2 separate regions of the Homo sapiens genome follow, and region 1 is linked to region 2. Evidence: chromatin loops called from intact Hi-C (ENCODE). Cell type or tissue: HCT116. All regions are shown on one strand. Each heading gives the region's core, and the rest is flanking DNA. Links, peaks and the distances in the headings are about the cores only.

The links. Peaks named below come from ENCODE experiments on the same cell type or tissue, not always from the same donor. Only the 100,000 strongest peaks of a DNase experiment are listed, where the experiment ranks them.
Region 1: a loop joins it to region 2, with 5 times the contacts of the local background. A loop is called at or near these places in 2 of 110 quality-filtered maps.

Annotation. Positions count from the first base shown.
Region 1 is chr4:187,990,594-187,998,926 of GRCh38, forward strand. ZFP42 (ZFP42 zinc finger protein) reads left to right here and starts at 5,178. Exons shown (of 4, transcript NM_174900.5): 1 at 5,178-5,247. It overlaps LOC124900881 (a long non-coding RNA gene), which reads right to left and starts at 2,286. Exons shown (of 3, transcript XR_007058513.1): 1 at 2,089-2,286. RefSeq lists enhancers at 4,366-5,345, 5,346-6,327, 5,942-6,236. In HCT116, for the core only: a CTCF peak has its summit at 3,435; a DNase peak (open chromatin) is centred at 3,428; H3K27ac peaks cover 260 bases.
Region 2 is chr4:187,603,097-187,611,429 of GRCh38, forward strand. All of the region lies in intron 2 of LINC02492 (long intergenic non-protein coding RNA 2492), which reads right to left. The region is part of intron 1 of LOC105377604 (a long non-coding RNA gene); the gene reads right to left. Among named protein-coding and RNA genes, the nearest start is that of LINC02492, 65 kb to the right of the region's middle. RefSeq lists an enhancer at 1-137. In HCT116, for the core only: a CTCF peak has its summit at 3,601 (motif pointing right); a DNase peak (open chromatin) is centred at 3,625.

The DNA.
Region 1 (8,333 bases), core at 48-8,047, 390 kb after region 2:
AGCAAGATTTGGGTTCTAAACTCTGCTCTGTAAACTAATACCTATAGGGCTTTGAATAAGGCATTTGTCACTACTGACTTCACATTTCCTCATCTATAAAATGGATAATAACAATCCCTAAGGTGCTATCAAGATCAAACAAGCATGTAAAAAGGCATTACAAATCATAGCCAATAATAACATGGAGAGATTTCTTAAATGAAAAATACAACTACAGAGTTTGCAAAATACCTTAATGTAAAATACTATATTAGACCACAGTGACGCATATCAAAGGAGCAAGATGGGTTCTTTTGTTGTTGTTTTTGTTTCATTTATTTTTTTATTTTTTTATTTTTTATTTTTTTATTTTTATTTTTTTTTTATTGATCATTCTTGGATGTTTCTCGCAGAGGGGGATTTGGCAGGGTCACAGGACAATAGTGGAGGGAAGGTCAGCAGATAAGTGAACAAAGGTCTCTGGTTTTCCTAGGCAGAGGACCCTGCGGCCTTCCGCAGTGTTTGTGTCCCTGGGTACTTGAGATTAGGGAGTGGTGATGACTCTTAAGGAGCATGCTGCCTTCAAGCATCTGTTTAACAAAGCACATCTTGCACCACCCTTAATCCATTCAACCCTGAGTGGACACAGCACATGTTTCAGAGAGCACAGGGTTGGGGGTAAGGTCACAGATCAACAGGATCCCAAGGCAGAAGAATTTTTCTTAGTGCAGAACAAAATGGAGTCTCCTATGTCTACTTCTTTCTACACAGACACAGCAACCATCCGATTTCTCAATCTTTTCCCCACCTTTCCCCCCCTTCTATTCCACAAAACCGCCATGGTCATCATGGCCTGTTCTCAATGAGCTGCTGGGCACACCTCCCAGACGGGGTGGTGGCCGGGCAGAGGGGCTCCTCACTTCCCAGTAGGGGCGGCCGGGCAGAGACACTCCTCACTTCCCAGATGGGATGGCGGCCGGGCAGAGGCTGCAATCTCGGCTCTTTGGGAGGCCAAGGCAGGCGGCTGGGAGGTGGAGGTTGTAGCGAGCCGAGATCACGCCACTGCACTCCAGCCTGGGCACCATTGAGCACTGAGTGAAGGAGACTCCGTCTGCAATCCCGGCACCTCGGGAGGCCGAGGCTGGCGGATCACTCGCGGTTAGGAGCTGGAGACCAGCCCGGCCAACACAGCGAAACCCCGTCTCCACCAAAAAAATACGAAAACCAGTCAGGCGTGGCGGCGCACGCCTGCAATCGCAGGCACTCGGCAGGCTGAGGCAGGAGAATCAGGCAGGGAGGCTGCAGTGAGCCAAGATGGCAGCAGTACAGTCCAGCTTCGGCTCGGCATCAGAGGGAGACCGTGGAAAGAGAGGGAGAGGGAGACCGTGGGGAGAGGGAGAGGGAGACCGTGGGGAGAGGGAGACCGTGGGGAGAGGGAGACCGTGGGGAGAGGGAGACGGAGAGGGAGACCGTGGGGAGAGGGAGACCGTGGGGAGAGGGAGAGAGGGAGAGGGATTTTTGTTTCATTTTTTTCGTTTGTCTTTGGAGATGGAGTCTCGCCCTGTCGCCCAGGCTGCAGTGCAGCGGCACAATTTCGGCTCACTGCAACCCTTGCCTCCTGGGTTCAAGCAATTCTCCTGCCTCAGCCTTCCGAGTAGCTGGGACTACAGACGCCCGCCACCACGACTGACTTTTTTTTTTTCTTTTTTTTTTTTTAATTTTATTAGAGACAGGGGGTTTCACCATGTTGCCCAGGCTGGTCTCCAACTCCTGAGCTTAGGCAATGTGCTGGCCTCGGCCTCCAAAAGTGCTAGGATTACAGGCATGAGCCACCACGCCCAGCCAACACTTGGGTTCTAATCTGAGTTTAGAAACTTATTCCTGTATAAAGTTTCTTTGTGCCTCGGGGTTATTTTAAAACGCAAATGAAATTATAATAACAGTAATAATAACTATTTTAGAAATTTGATTTCAGATAAAATGAGACTGTGCGTGTATTCAATTTATATTAGCTAAATCAAATAGAAATAAGCTGAAGCTCTAATAATGAAATAATGTTTTACAAGTTTAAGGTTAATAAGCATTTATAGATAAGGCATGTTTTCTTACAATATTCCGTTCCCAGGGCTCCTGGACTGAAGATCGAAGTTCTTCCCATGGCCTACGGGGTCCCAGAGTCTGGGCCTGCATAGCCTCTCCACACTCGCCTCCACTCATCTCAGGTCCTTCCATAACTATTCCCTCTCCTGTCAGGGAGGCTCTGCCGTCCACGCTGATTCCTGCAGATCAGGGAAACCTCCCCTAACTTCCCGGCTCTCCTATGTGGCTCCCACAGCACCACGCACCTCTCCTTCATTGTGCTAATAATAGCTGCATTGTGACACTTACAATCATGATTATTTGGCTGGTATCCTCTGACTGTCTTTATTTACAATGTGGATATTTTGTTCTCTATAAATTGTTGCGTTGATTTTGATTCTTTTACATGCCAGGTTAAAATATTACTAATACTGATTACTGAGGGTGTTTTGTTTACAAGTGAGTTACTCACCTCAATCTAGTTCTTACCCTCCTGTTCTGACCTGGCCATTCCGCATTCAAACCCCAGGAGGCCAGGAATACGTATCCACCAGGGCCTAGAACCTCCGCCTGTGTAGGGGAGAAACTCAAATCTGTATAGAGTGAATTAATGCATATCTATAGTTTTTGCATTTTAAGGGTTTTAAGGAAAATATTGATTTGTAACACAGATAAAATGGTCGAAATACAAGTGTTTTAAGTGACCATGATGTTACTGGCAGAAGAATCACTATGACTAAAATTCCAGCAATGGACAACACTTTTTCTATGCATAACCTCTTTGTGGTCAATTTCAAGACAGCCCACTTCTGTTTCACGGTTTAATTGGTTCTCGAGCTCATTTAGGAGAAATTCAATTTCCTTTGAGCTGAGTTCATATCACAACAGATGAGTTCATTCGTTTTGGTTTCTTCTTCAGGCCCATGGAAAGGAAAGCTAAACGATAATGGGAGCAAAAATAATCTATGGAAGAGGTGGAGTGTGAAATGTAAAATTAGATTTTCTAAACATGCTGTCTCTAATGCCCAAACAGAGCCACACCCAAGCGATCAAATGGAATCAGTGGTAGGGGAGGCGATTATAAATCAATCTAGTTTATGGGATGCACTGTGTGAATGGTTAAGGGAGTGATAAAGGGTGGTTTCCGACAACCCAAAGAAAGGATCCTCGGCTTGAGCTAAGTGTGTGTGTTTCCATCTAGTGAGGAAAGGGGCTTTCAATGACATTGCCACTTAAAGGCTTACAAAGAAGGTTCTGGTCAACATTCTTCGGTTCATTGAAGTATTTCTTATCGAAACCCAAATGTTAACATTTTTATCTCCAAGGGAAACAAAAAAAAAGGCTGGTGGAATTCCCCTGTAGTTTCTAAAGAGGCCACAGCAAGGCGCCATAGAGACAGAAGGAGGGAAGTTGAGGGAAGTCCTTCTGACTGGTAAATCGGCTTTCTGACCCTCGTCTGCAAATAATACATTCTAAGGTAAGGAACTAAGGAAGCTTTATTGAAATCGGATTTCAAATGGAGAGGTCCTGCTATGCCTACTGGAGGAGATCAGGGAATAATAAATATTTCCTTCATTGAAAATTATATCCTATTGGCCAGGCGCAGTGGCTCACGCCTGTAATCCCAACACTTTGGGAGGCCGAGACAGGCGGATCACCTGAGGTCGGACCAGCCTGCCAACATGGAGAAACCCTGTCTCTACTAAAAATACTAAATTAGCCGTGCGTGGTGGTGCATGCCTGTAATCCCAGCTACTGGGGAGGCTGAGGCAGGAGAATCACTTGAACCAAATAGGCGGAGGTTGCAGTGAGGTGAGACGGTGCCACTGCACTCCAGCCTGGGGGACAGAGAAAGACTCCGTCTCAAAAAAGAAAAAAAAAGAGAAAGAAAAGAAAGGAAGGAAGGAAGGAAGGAAGGAAGGAAGGAAGGAAGGAAGGAAGGAAGGAAGGAAAATTATATTTTATTGGCCAACCTCAAAATTGAAGCTTATTCAGAAACAGATTTAAAAAAAGAAAAAAGTGGAGAACTGCTCCCAGATATATATGCAGAAAAGCTTCAAGTCAACATTTAGGAGGTTTTTAAATATCGATCTGGGTTTCGTTCTAATGGTCTGGGTGTACTTATACGACCTATTACATTTCACTAGACTGTAGCCAATAGTGAGCGTTGACTGACCATTGCTTTCAAAGTGAGTTGTGTTGCCTTTAGCAATACAGTCACATTAATGGCCAGAAAAAGAAAAAAGAAAACAAACACTGGGGGTGTTTGAAACAACTGGGGGTAGGGTGGGGTGGGAAAGGTGTGGGGGTTTGCGTTCGAGTCAACCTCTATTTCGGGGGGTAAAAACTGCCTCCTCCGCTTGATTTTTTTCCTCGATCTGCAAAAGCGTAAATGTTTTGTTTTGTTCTATTGAGATGGAGCCTCGCTCTATCACCCAGGCTGGAGCTTAGTGGCGCGATCTCGGCTCACTGCAACCTCCGCATCCCGGGTTCAAGCGATTCTCCTGCCTCAGCCTCCTGAGTAGCTGGGATTACAGGCGAGCACCACCATGCCTGGCTAATTTTTGTATTTTTCGGTAGAGACGGGGTTTCGCCATGTTGGCCAGGCTGGTCTCGAACGCTTGACCTCATGTGATCCCCCCGTCTCGGCCTCCCAAAGTGCTGGGACGACAGGCGTGAGCCACCGCGTCCGGCCTAAAAGGGTAAATGTGATTACACCCACGCGTATTTGTTCAACAGACATTTATTGAGCGCTCACCACGTGCCAACGCCGGGCGTCTGGGCTCTGGAGGCGCTGCCACGTGGCGGATGCGCAGTGCCCGGCGGCCGGGCTGAGGGGTGAACGCGGGGGTCAGGGGGCCCCGGGCTGAGGGTTTGCGTGCGGGCCGGGTGCCTGGGGGCCCCGGGCTGAGGGTGAGCGCGCCGCCCAGGTGCCAGGCGGCTCCGGGCAGAGAGTGAACGCGCGGGCCAGGTGGCTCCAGGGCGGCGCCCCAGGGCGGGGCCGGCCACGCCCTCCCTAACCCTGGCGGAGCTGATGGGTGGCTGTAGCCTGATTAGACCGCGTCAGTCCGGAGGGTGGGTCTTGGGAGGGGGCGCAGGGCAGTCCACGTTTCCACTGCAGTTTCTCCTTTGTTTTACGTTTGGGAGGAGGTGGCATTGGAAATAGCAGAGTGCTTCGCGGTAACAGGGGTGAGTCTTGTTTCATGGAACTTTTTTCAAATGGGGAGAAGGGGGTTGTGTTGCTCACTACTTGGAATGTGTCGGTCAAAGGGGTTAGATAGTCAGGGAGGGGAAGCGTGTTCTCATCCTGGGACCAGGCCGGAGCCGGCCTCGCCGGGAGACTTGTAGCCCTCGCCCTGCGGTGACCCGTGGCTGGCCACTGGCCTCAAATGTTGAAAACGGGCAGATGGGCAAGTAATACACTCTCAAGAAAGCAAGTGTCTGGCGGTGATTTCCTAAATTGCATTTTTTATTTTATTTCAAAACTTCATGTAAATATGTTTCCTTACAATATCTGGCTAAGTCTTTTCTATATTAACATGCTTACATTGTGATCAAGACACCAGTCTCTTCCCTTTCTTTTCCTCTCCTCTTATCTCTGGAGATGGCAATACCCCCAACTCAAATTACTCTAGCAAAAAACCTAGGAGACTCTTTCTTTTCTTTTTTCTTTTTTTTTGGAGACAGTCTCGCTCTGTTGCCAGGCTGGAGTGCAATGGCGCGATCTCGGCTCACTGCAACCTCCGTCTCCCGGGTTCAAGGGATTCTCCTGCCTCAGCCTCCCAAGTAGCTGAGATTACAGGCGCCCTTCACTGCGCCCGGCTAATTTTTGTATTTTAGTAGAGACGGGGTTTCACCATGTTGGTCAGGCTGGTCTCGAACTCGTGACCTCAGATGATCCGCCCGCCTCAGCCTCCCAAAGTGCTGAGATTACAGGCGTGAGCCACCGCGCCGGGCGAGACTCATTCTTGATTCCTGTTTCCCTTCCGCTCTTCATCCAATCCACCGGCGAGCTGCAGGGCGAGGGGGTGGTTCTTTCTCCTGTTTTCCCGCTCTCCCTGCATTTCATCTCCTCTGCCGCCATCTGCTCCAAACCCCTGGCAGCCCTTCGCGGGATTCCCAAATCTAATAGATTTTTCTGTTCTCCCCAAATCCATTCTCCATGCAGCTGTCCGGCCCATCTTCTAACCTAAAAAAACTTGCTGTTTGCTTGTTGGAAGCCCTGTAATGGTTTCCTTGGGACCTGGGATGAAATGCAAATGGTCCCGGGGCTCACCGTCAGCCCCGCGCCTGGGCCTCGCCCCAGCCCCCACCTTCCTGCCCGCCATAGCTGTAGGGAGCATGGAGCATGGAGCGTGGAGCGTGGAGCATGGAGCATGGAGCGTGGAGCATGGAGCATGGCCTGCAGCCCCCGGGGAGCGCCGGCAGCCTGGAACCAGCAGGCTTCGCTCGTCTCTTCCCACCCCCGTGCACTTTTCCTCCTGCCCACATCTGGCTCCGATGGCCCCCTCCTTGGGGGCCTTTTCCAGACATTCATGATGAAGGTGGCGTCCTCGGTTACTTCCCCTCTCATATTCTTTTTTTTTTTTTTTTTTTTTTGAGACAGAGTTTTGCTCTTGTCGCTTGGGCTGGAGTGCAGTGGCACGATCTCGGCTCACTGCAACCTCCGCCTCCTAGGTTCAAGCGATTCTCCTGCCTCGGCCTCCCGAGTAGCTGGGACTACAGGCGCCCGCCACCACGCCCGACTAATTTTTTTTATTTTTAATAGGGTTTCACCATGTTGGCCAGGATGGTCTCGATCTCCTGACCTCGTGATCCGCCCGCCTCGGCCTCCCAAAGTGGTGGGATTACAAGCGTGAGCCACCGCTCCCGGTCCCACCCCGCCCCGACCTTTTTTTTAATAGCATTTTTCTCAATCTGACATTTTTTGTTTATTTGCCCTTTACTGTCTGTCCCACACCAAACTTTGTGTTAACGAGGAACTTTGCATCTTTTTCCCTAAGTTCAGCACCTAGAACGAATACTAAATGTATATGAAGATTTCGTCCACATCCGCTTTTACCAGTATGTTTTCCATGTACAGTCAAGTTCCATATAAGGCCGTTTCAGTCAGTGAGCAACCCCACGTACTATGGTGGTCCCATAAGATTATAAAAGAGCTGAAAAATCCCCATGGCCTAGTGACATCTTCATGATCCTGAATTTGTGTAGGCCTAGGCTCATGTGTGTGTTTGTCTCTTCGTTTTTAACGTAAAAGTTTTTAAACAGACAAAATTTTACAGAATAAGAATATAAAGAAAAAATATTTTTGTACAGGTGAAAAAATGTTTGTGTTTTAAGCTAAGTGTTATTACAAAAGAGTCAGGAAGTTTGCACATTTTTAAGTTTATAAAGTTAAAAAGAGTCTGGGCGCGGTGGCTCACGCCTGTAATCCCAGCATTTTGAGAGCCTGAGGCAGGCGGATCGCCTGAGGTCGGGAGTTGGAGACCAGCCTGACCAACGTGGAGAAACCTCATTTCTACTAAAAATACGAAATTAGCTGGGCGTGGTGACACATGCCTGTAATCCCAGCTACTCAGGAGGCTGACGCGGGAGAATCGGCTGAACCTGGGAGGCGGAGGTTGCTGTGAGCGGAGATCACGCTGTTGCACTCCAGCCTGGGCAACAAGAGGGAAACTCTGTCTCAAAAAAAAAAGTAAATAAATAAATGAATTTAAAAAGTTACAGTAAGCTAAGGTTAATTTATTATTCAGGAAAGACAAATTTTTAAATAAGTTCTAAAATTTGCCTAAGTGTACAGTGCTTATAAAGCCTACAGTTGTGTACAGTGGCGTCCCAGGCCTTCATTCACTCAACACTCACTCACTCACTCATCCAGAGCCACTACCAGTACTGTGAGCTCCATTATGGGAATGTGCCTACACAGGTGTACCATTTTTTATCTTTTGTACAGTATTTCTTCTGTTTGGATATGTTTATATGCAAATACTTACTGTTGTGTTACAGTTGCCTACAGTACTCAGAACTGTAACATGCTGTGGAGATTTATAGCCTAGGAGCCATGGGCCCTACTGTGTAACCTGGGTGAGTTGCAGGCTGTGCCATTCGGGTCTGCGTAGCTACACTCTGTGATGTTCACAGGATGACACAGCAACCTAAAGATACATTTCTCAGAACATATTCCTGTCTTCGAGTGATGCATGACTAGTTATTTCTGCTAACAGAAATTGGCTTGCCATATAAATAGTTTTCTTTTAGTAAATTAATAAATTACC
Region 2 (8,333 bases), core at 153-8,152:
TGTTCCTTATTCTTCTTGTTAGTTAAGTCCTATTTGAACTGTTCTTGCCTCATGTGATGGGAATGTCTAAAAATGCCAAAGGAGCCATCCATTTATTTCCAGAATTAGCAAAAACCACAAACTTCGCTGCTGAAGAGCAGGCTCCCACAGGAACTCATATAATTCTGCAGCGTGCCATTGACTTTAAATGGCCCCAAATACTTTCTTAAAACTCTCTGATGTGATCTATCTTTGTGGTAACCTTCCACACAAAGTGCTGGAACAGTGAGAAATAGAAATATACATGCTTCATAATGACTTGCTAGTTTAAAATGAGTGCTTTGCACATGGCATTGGGCATATCCAGGCCCTCTCTTGCTTGGGCATAAAGCCAGTCTGAAAAGTGAATGTATAAATCATTCAGCTAGATATGTCAGCTTTTAGATGTATACGCTTCAGCTTAGAGGCCTAAAATATATCACACTGTTTTCAGAGTTTTGTAGCTTATTATCGGAGCAATAGAGAAAGATTTTGATTGTAGAATCAGTGTGTCTAAGTGCATAGTATGGGGCAAATGTGGGTATCTAATGAGTTAATTCAAAATCATAAGCAGAGGCGCTATTCTTGCTTCTTAGTAATAAAGTGTTCCTATTGGAGTCATCAATGATAATACAACTTTAGTCTAAAGCAAGGATGGAATCAAGGAATTTTATTTATAGTACTGTAACCTGTTAATTTGATGGGCAAAGACTGACAAATTCAGGAATGAAAAGAATGTGCTTTTCTTTCCCTTTCCTCTCCTCTCCTCCCCTCCCCTCTCCTCTCCTCTCCTCCCCTCTCCTCTCCTCCCCTCCCCTCTCCTCTCCTCCTCTCCTCTCCTCTCCTCCCCTCTCCTCTCCTTCCCTCCCCTCTCCTCTCCTCCCCTCCCCTCTCCTCTCCTCCTCTCCTCTCCTCCCCTCCCCTCTCCCCCCCTTCCTCCCCTCCCTTCTCCTCTCCTCCCCTCCCCTCTCCTCCTCCCCTCCCCTCTGCTCTCCTCCCCTCTCCTCCCCTCCTCTCCTCTGCCCTCCCCTACCCTTCTCTCCCTTCCTTCTCTTCTTCCTCCCTTCCTTCCTTTATCCCTCTCTCCTTCCCACCCTCTTCTCTTCCTCCCTTCCTTCCTTCTGTATAAAGTAAGATAGAGGTAATAAACTCAGTAGATTCAGTATACCGATAGCATATAACACTGACAAATCAGGTACCAGAGGCAAGTTCTGCAGTAGAATCTACAAGTGAAACTTCTAGAATTGTATTATTAAACCATAAAACATGCATCCCTCCCACCCTAAAGCTATTTTTTCTTACCACTTAGATGTAAATCATCTGAAATAAAGTTACAGATTTTGAGTAACAATATTAGTATGTGAATATGTGTTGCTGCTTCTCTAAGAACCTCCTAGTATACCCAGTACACCTGTTGGTAAGCCCCTGTCAACAGACAGAGCTGGTCATCCCCAGCCACTTCACAGGAGTTCCTGCCGTTTACAGTATTTCTTCAGAAGTTACGTTCAACAATTCTGCTACTTATGGTTTTCTTTTTCTGTAAATTTACTAGGCAAGTCATCTCTGCCTGACTTGCAAATTCAATGCTTGACTCTCAGATTACTACTGCTTTCATATAGATGTGGATCTTCCTTTGCAATGGTTTTTTTTTTTTTTTTGAGGCTGGAATTCAAACGTATTATTGAACCTCTAGAATAAATTAATATTTCTTTTCAGGGTTACTATCGATGAGACTATATCTAACATGTCTGCCTGAGTAATTTGTTTTCTATAATTATGGATTACTAAAGGGTAGAATCAAAATATTTCTGAGGTTCTCATACAGTATAATGTCTAGAATTCAAAACTTTTTTGTTAAGTGAAAAGACAGACTGTCTTATTCAAAAGGTGCACATTCGCTTTAATAAATGTTGACAAAGATTCTGTCTTTGAAATTTAGCCAGGCTTCTCTGAGCCCATTCTTACCCTGGCCTTGGCCTCGGTCTATACAGACATGTTTGTAGTGGCCTCCAAACACTAAGTTCGTTTCTCACAGTTGAAAGCTGCATCCCCAGGGACGACCCCGACCCCGGCTCGGCTTCAGTGCCTGCCTGAGGACACTGCAGGCTGCCCAAGGAGTCTACTGTTTGCTCCAGCCAACCCCTGGAGAGAGGGCTCCCATCTCCTAGCCTCTGTGGGAGGGTAAGGGCCTCATCTTGACAAGCTCCAGTTAACAAAACAATGTGGGTTTCACACGGACCAATCCCCGATTTCCTGCTTTTTGTAATTTTCCACTTCTCTGACCAGACTGATCCCCCGTCACCCATGCTCTCTTCTCTCGCTCTTGCTTTAAAATGCCCAGTCTCCTCTGCACAAATAAAACTTGAGTTCAATTCATGCTGGACTTTTTCCTACTACGATGGTACGTTATGGATTAAAAAACCTGTCCTTCCAGCTTTACCTAATGGCAGGCTTTGTTTCTCTTTGGACCATGTGCATGGTGTATCTTTCTTCTCTGCTCTCAGTGTGCCAGAAGTAAAATTAAGGGATTGAACCAATGGCTAGAACATCTCCAAAATTCTTACTCACTCTGGGTATGGTCTGCTATTTTTGCATTTAAAAAAAATAACTTTTACTTTAGACACAGGGACTACATGTGCAGATTTGTTACATGAGTATATTACACCCAGGTGGTGAGCATAGTACCCAATAGGCGGTTTTTCAGCCCTTGCCTGCTCTCTCCCTACCACCTCTAGTAGTCTGCAGTGTCTCCATTTTTCCCATGTTTATGTCCATATGTGGTTAATGTTTAGTTCCCACTGGTAAGTGAGAACATGATGTATTTGGTTTTCTGTTTCTGCATTAATTCAATTAGGATTACGGATTCCAGCTACATCCATGTTGCTGTGAAGGACATAATTTTACCCTTTTTATGGCTGCATAGTGTTCCATAGTGTATATGTACCACATTTGCTTTAACCAGTCCACCACTGATGGTCACCTTAGGTTGATTTCATGTCTTTGCTATCGTGAACAGTGCTGCAATGAACATACGCGTGCATATATCTTTTTGGTACAATAATCTATTTTCCTTTGGATATACACACAGTAATGGGTTTGCTGGGTCAAATGCTAATTCTGTTTTAAGTTTTTTGAGAAATCTTCAAACGGCTTTCCACAATGGCTGAGCTAATTTACATTCCCACCAGCAGTGTATAAGCGTCCCCTTTTCTCCGTAGCCTGACCAGCATCTGTTGTTTTTTTACCTTTTAATAATAGCCATTCCTCTGATATGATATGGTATCTCACTGAGGTTTTGATTTGCATTTCTCTGATGATAATGATGTTGAGCATTTTTTCATGTTTGTTGCCCACGTGTATATCTTCTTTCAAGAAATGTCTGCTCATGTCCTTTGCCCATTTTTAATGGGGTCGTTCACCCTTCGCTTGTTGATTTGTTTGAGTTTCTTATAATTCTGGATATTAGACCTTTGTTGGATGCAGAGTTTGCAAATATTTTGTAATTCCCAGGCTAATCATATTATACAAACCCAGGTCTGTTAGCCTGAGCTGCAGTTTGAGATAAATACCAGTAGGTGGCAGTGCAGGTCACATGGTGGCTTATTCTGCACAAAGCTGCTTTCCCATGGGGGTATGCCCTTGGGAAGAGAGGACTCAGGCACCAGTCTGGACAAGCACCCTTTTGTTAACGCAAAGGAAATAAGTCAATCAAATCAACACCAGTAAAGAAAAGTATACTTAGAAATACCAAACAACAATATTAAAAGAAAAACATCCTTAAGAGTACTGTTTTCTTTTCTCCTCATACTATTTTTGAGTTTACATTGCTGCTGCATTTTATGAACTCTTTTTGCATTGCAGCCCCAGGTTCAAGGCTTGGTGGAGTCCTGTAGTAGCCACCCAAGATTTCACTGGTCTTCAGAAACTTGGAAATAATCTCTCACAATTCGTCTTAAAACCACTGAATGTATGGTTCTTATGGAGGAGAGGCTGGCTAAAGGCAAAGTAAATGTAGATTTCGTGTCTCATCACAGAGGTTCAGCAATCACTCGCCCTGTCCTCAGTAGTTCCCCAATAGTCCCCTCCCAGGTCCCCACTCACTGCCTCTGGGATGCATCCCCCACTCCCTCCCCACTCCCCTGGGGTCTGAACAATAAATGGAAAGCAACTCGGCCTCTTCCCTTTCAAGGTGGGCACCGCCACTCTAGTTTAGTGAAAAATCTTTCCCTAAAATGGTCAGATTGATAAAAGGTAGGCAACGGTTCAGGAATATTTGTGCTTCCATTAGTGAGATTTATGAACTTACTCCAACATTCTGAAACAATGGGGGTTGATGATACAGTTCCCTAAGGTTCTTTTTATAAATTTAGCTCCAAGATCTTTATTTATCTGTAACTTCTGTGCTTCTCCTGAGCCTGTGGTAACACACACCTCTTAAGCAAGGGCTGCTCAATTAAGAACACCCTAGGAGGCTTGCACCTGAAGGTTTGGCTTTATGCCAGATACCATATCTGCACTAAAGAGCTTGTCTTACTAAAGGGGCTCACTCCCATTCTTTTCCATTTTAACAAAGGTTAACTTAACTTAAACATAAAATATTTGAAATAATTCTATAGTGACTGTCCCATAGAGAGAGAGGAAATGTATTTACATTGGGAGCTCTATGGAAATTTCATAAAGTGAATAGTTCTAAAATGAAAAGACAGAAATCTCTAGCATAGGTTATATGTTCCAGTGTTATGAATTAAGTCTCAAAGAAATTAAGTTCTTCAAAAAAGTTCCTGTTATAATGACACATGCTGAACTCTTTGTGTGTGTGTGTGTGTGTGTGTGTGTGTGTGTGTTTGTGGGGCCTCTAATACCCTCATGTTTTCAGTTTATATTTTACAGTATCCCCATTTTTCAGTTGAAGAATCATAAGGAGATGCTTTAAATAGTTTGCCCAAGAACATCAAGTGAGTAATTTGACCAAGCCAGAAAAATTGCAACAAAAGCTGGGTTTCTGCATTGCATCAGCCAGAACCGTGCTTTCTCAGAACTCTAATTCAGTATTATAATATTTCTGCTCTAACACCTTGCAGTGGGGAAAAAATTAAAATCTGATATTATACACACACTTTGGAATCCTTTAAAGTAAATGAAATATTTATGATTCAACCTGGGTTCAAATGAAGGAAGTGTAGGCATATCAGCTACAGTAAACCAATTGATGACTCAAGATGGCCAATGATGATAAAGTTGAGAGTCAGCTGGATTTTCACTGGGGCTGGCAGCAAGACAGGCCTGATGTTGAAAAAAGCAGACACAACAGGTGGAAGAACGGCAGAGTGGCTCTTGCTTTTGGTCTGAACACTCCCACTGGCTGCAGCACTGAGTTCTATAGAAGCATCTGCTCACCTTTCCTCTTGGCTGGAAAGACTTACATCAAATGATTACAGGTTTAATGAGGGAGAAGTGTCAAGATTAGAAAGACTAAGCTGTAGGTTTCATCTGGTAAACAATACGGGAAAGAGGCTGGGCACACTGGCTCACGCTTATAATCCCAGCACTTTGGGAGGCCAGGGTAGGAGGGTCACCTGAGGCCAGGAGTTCAAGACCAGCCTGGGCAACACAGAAAGACCCTCATCTTGACAAAAAAAAAAAAAAAAAAAAAAAAAACAGCTGGACATGGTGGCATACACCTCTATTCCCAGCTACTTGAGAGGCTGAGGCAGGACGATCACTTGATCCCAGGAGTTTGAGGCTACAGTGAGCCATGAGTGCACTATTGCACTCCAGCCTGGGTGGCAGACTGAGACACTGTACAGAAAAAAAAAAAAGAAAAAAAGAAAAAAGAAAAGAAAAAGGAAGATATTTACTCTTGCAAAGAATATGGGAATAAAGGCTATTTTTAAAGATATGTGTGCATTTTTATTTTATCTTAAACAAAGCTCTCTTTTTACAGACCTATTCAAAAACACTGTATTATCTACATTTAAGGTTTCTGAATTGTTCTTGAAAAAGGTAAGCTTAGACTGGTAATTGTGGCTCATGACTGTAATCCTAGCACTTTGGGAGGCCCAGGTGAGAGGACTGCTTGAGGCCAGGAATTCAAGACCAGCCTGGACAACATAGTGAGATCCCACCTCTACAAAAAAATTTAAAAAATTAGCCGGGCATGGTGGCACACGCCTGTAGTCCCAGCTACAGAAGAGGTTGAGGCGAGAGGATAACTTGAGTCCAAGAGTTCGTAGCTGCAGTGAGCTATGATCATGCCATTGCCCTCCAGCCTGAGTGACAGAGCAAGACTCTATCTCTAATGCAAATGAAAGCCACAATGAGATACCATCTCACACCAGTTAGAATGGCGATCATTAAAAAGTCAGGAAACAACCGATGCTGGAGAGGATGTGGAAAAATAGGAATGCTTTTACACTGTTGGTGGGAGTGTAAATCAGTTCAACCATTGTGGAAGACAGTGTGGTGATTCCTCAAGGATCTAAAACCAGAAATACCATTTGACACAGCCATCCCATTACTGGGTATATACCCAAAGGATTATAAATCATTCTACTGGTCGGGGGCGGTGGTTCACGCCTGTAATTCCAGCACTTTGGGAGGGCGAGGTGGGCGGATCACGAGGTCAGAAGATCAAGACCAGCCTGGTTAACATGGTGAAACCCCGTCTCTACTAAAAATACAAAAAGTGAGCCAGGTGTGGTGGCTGGCACCTGTAGTCCCAGCTACTCTGGAGGCTGAGGCAGGAGAATAGCATGAACACAGGAGGCAGAGCTCGCAGTGAGCTGAGATCGCGCCACTGCACTCCATCCAGCCTGGGTGACAGAGCAAGACTCTGTCTCAAAAATAAATAAATAAATAAATAAATAAATAAATAAATAAATAATTCTACTATAAAGACACATGAACACATACGTTTACTGCAGCACTATTCACAATAGCAAAGACTTGGAACCAACCCAAATGCCCATCAATGATAGACTGGATAAAGAAAATGTGGCACGTATACACCATGGAATACTATGCAGCTATAAAAAAGGATGAGTTCATGTCCTTTGCAGGGACATGGATGAAGCTGGAAACCATCATTCTCAGCAAACTAACACAGGAACAGAAAATCAAACACCGCTTGTTCACACTCATAAGTGGGAGCTGAACAATGAGAACACGTGGACACAGGGAGGGGAACATCATACATTGGGGCCTATTGGGGGTTGGGGGGTTAGGGGAGGGAGAGCATTAGGAGAAATACCTAATGTAGATGACGGGTTGATGGGTGTATCAAACCACCATGGCACGTGTATATATCTATGTAACAAACCTGCACCTTCCACATGTATCCCAGAACTTAAAGTATAATAATAATTTTAAAAAGACTCTATCTGTAAAGAAAAAAAAGAAAGAAAAAGAAAAAGGTAACCTTGTCTGAAAATCTTATTTATTTGTATGAGATTTTCATACTATACTCAAATATTCATCCAAACATTTGATTTAAAAAAACCCTCTTTCTCAGTTTTCAGTTACGTTTAAACAAGTTAGGCAAAGTTACTAAATCATGATACAATGAAGATCGTATTACATTTTAAAATTGCTAAAATATAAAAAAGAACACTATATATCTTATTTTTGTTACAAACTCATAATAGATCAAACTCTATAATATTTAGATTTGTGACTTCTTTGCATTTAAGTTTGCAAAATTCCATAAAAATACATCCCACAATTTTGTTTCTAGTCTTATTTCACTGAAACAAATTTAAACGATTTTTATGTAGATTAGCAAAATAAATGCGATTTTTATTTCAGCTGGAAGTTGGGATTATTTTTTGTGAGCTGGAAGAAGTGATAATTTACTAATCACTATACTAAGGGGTCACTTTTGCAAAGAAAATATTTCTTTTACACCCCATTTTAAAAATATTATTGTTTTGTTGTATATGTAAGTTTTCTTTGGTTATTATATGTCTACTCATCTTAACAGTTTTTGCTTTACTTATGAATAAGAATGATAAAGATCACTGTATGCGTAACAGCTGAACTGTTGCTCATTTTCCTATTGAATATAACACGAAGGAAGAGTTTCTAAAGCATTGGAGGAAGCAGGAAGGAGTTGTTCTAACAAAGTGATCATATTCACAACGAGGAACTGTTAAAACTACTGCCAAAGTTCCTAACTGACATGAAAATCTGATGGAGTCCTGGGGGTAGTAATTTTCCCTGTGAGCTCTCTTCAAGAAGTCCCTAAGGAAAGAATATTGCAAAATCAGAAGTTGAAGAGAAACATACAGAAATATTCAGGTTGTGTCTTCCATGCAGAA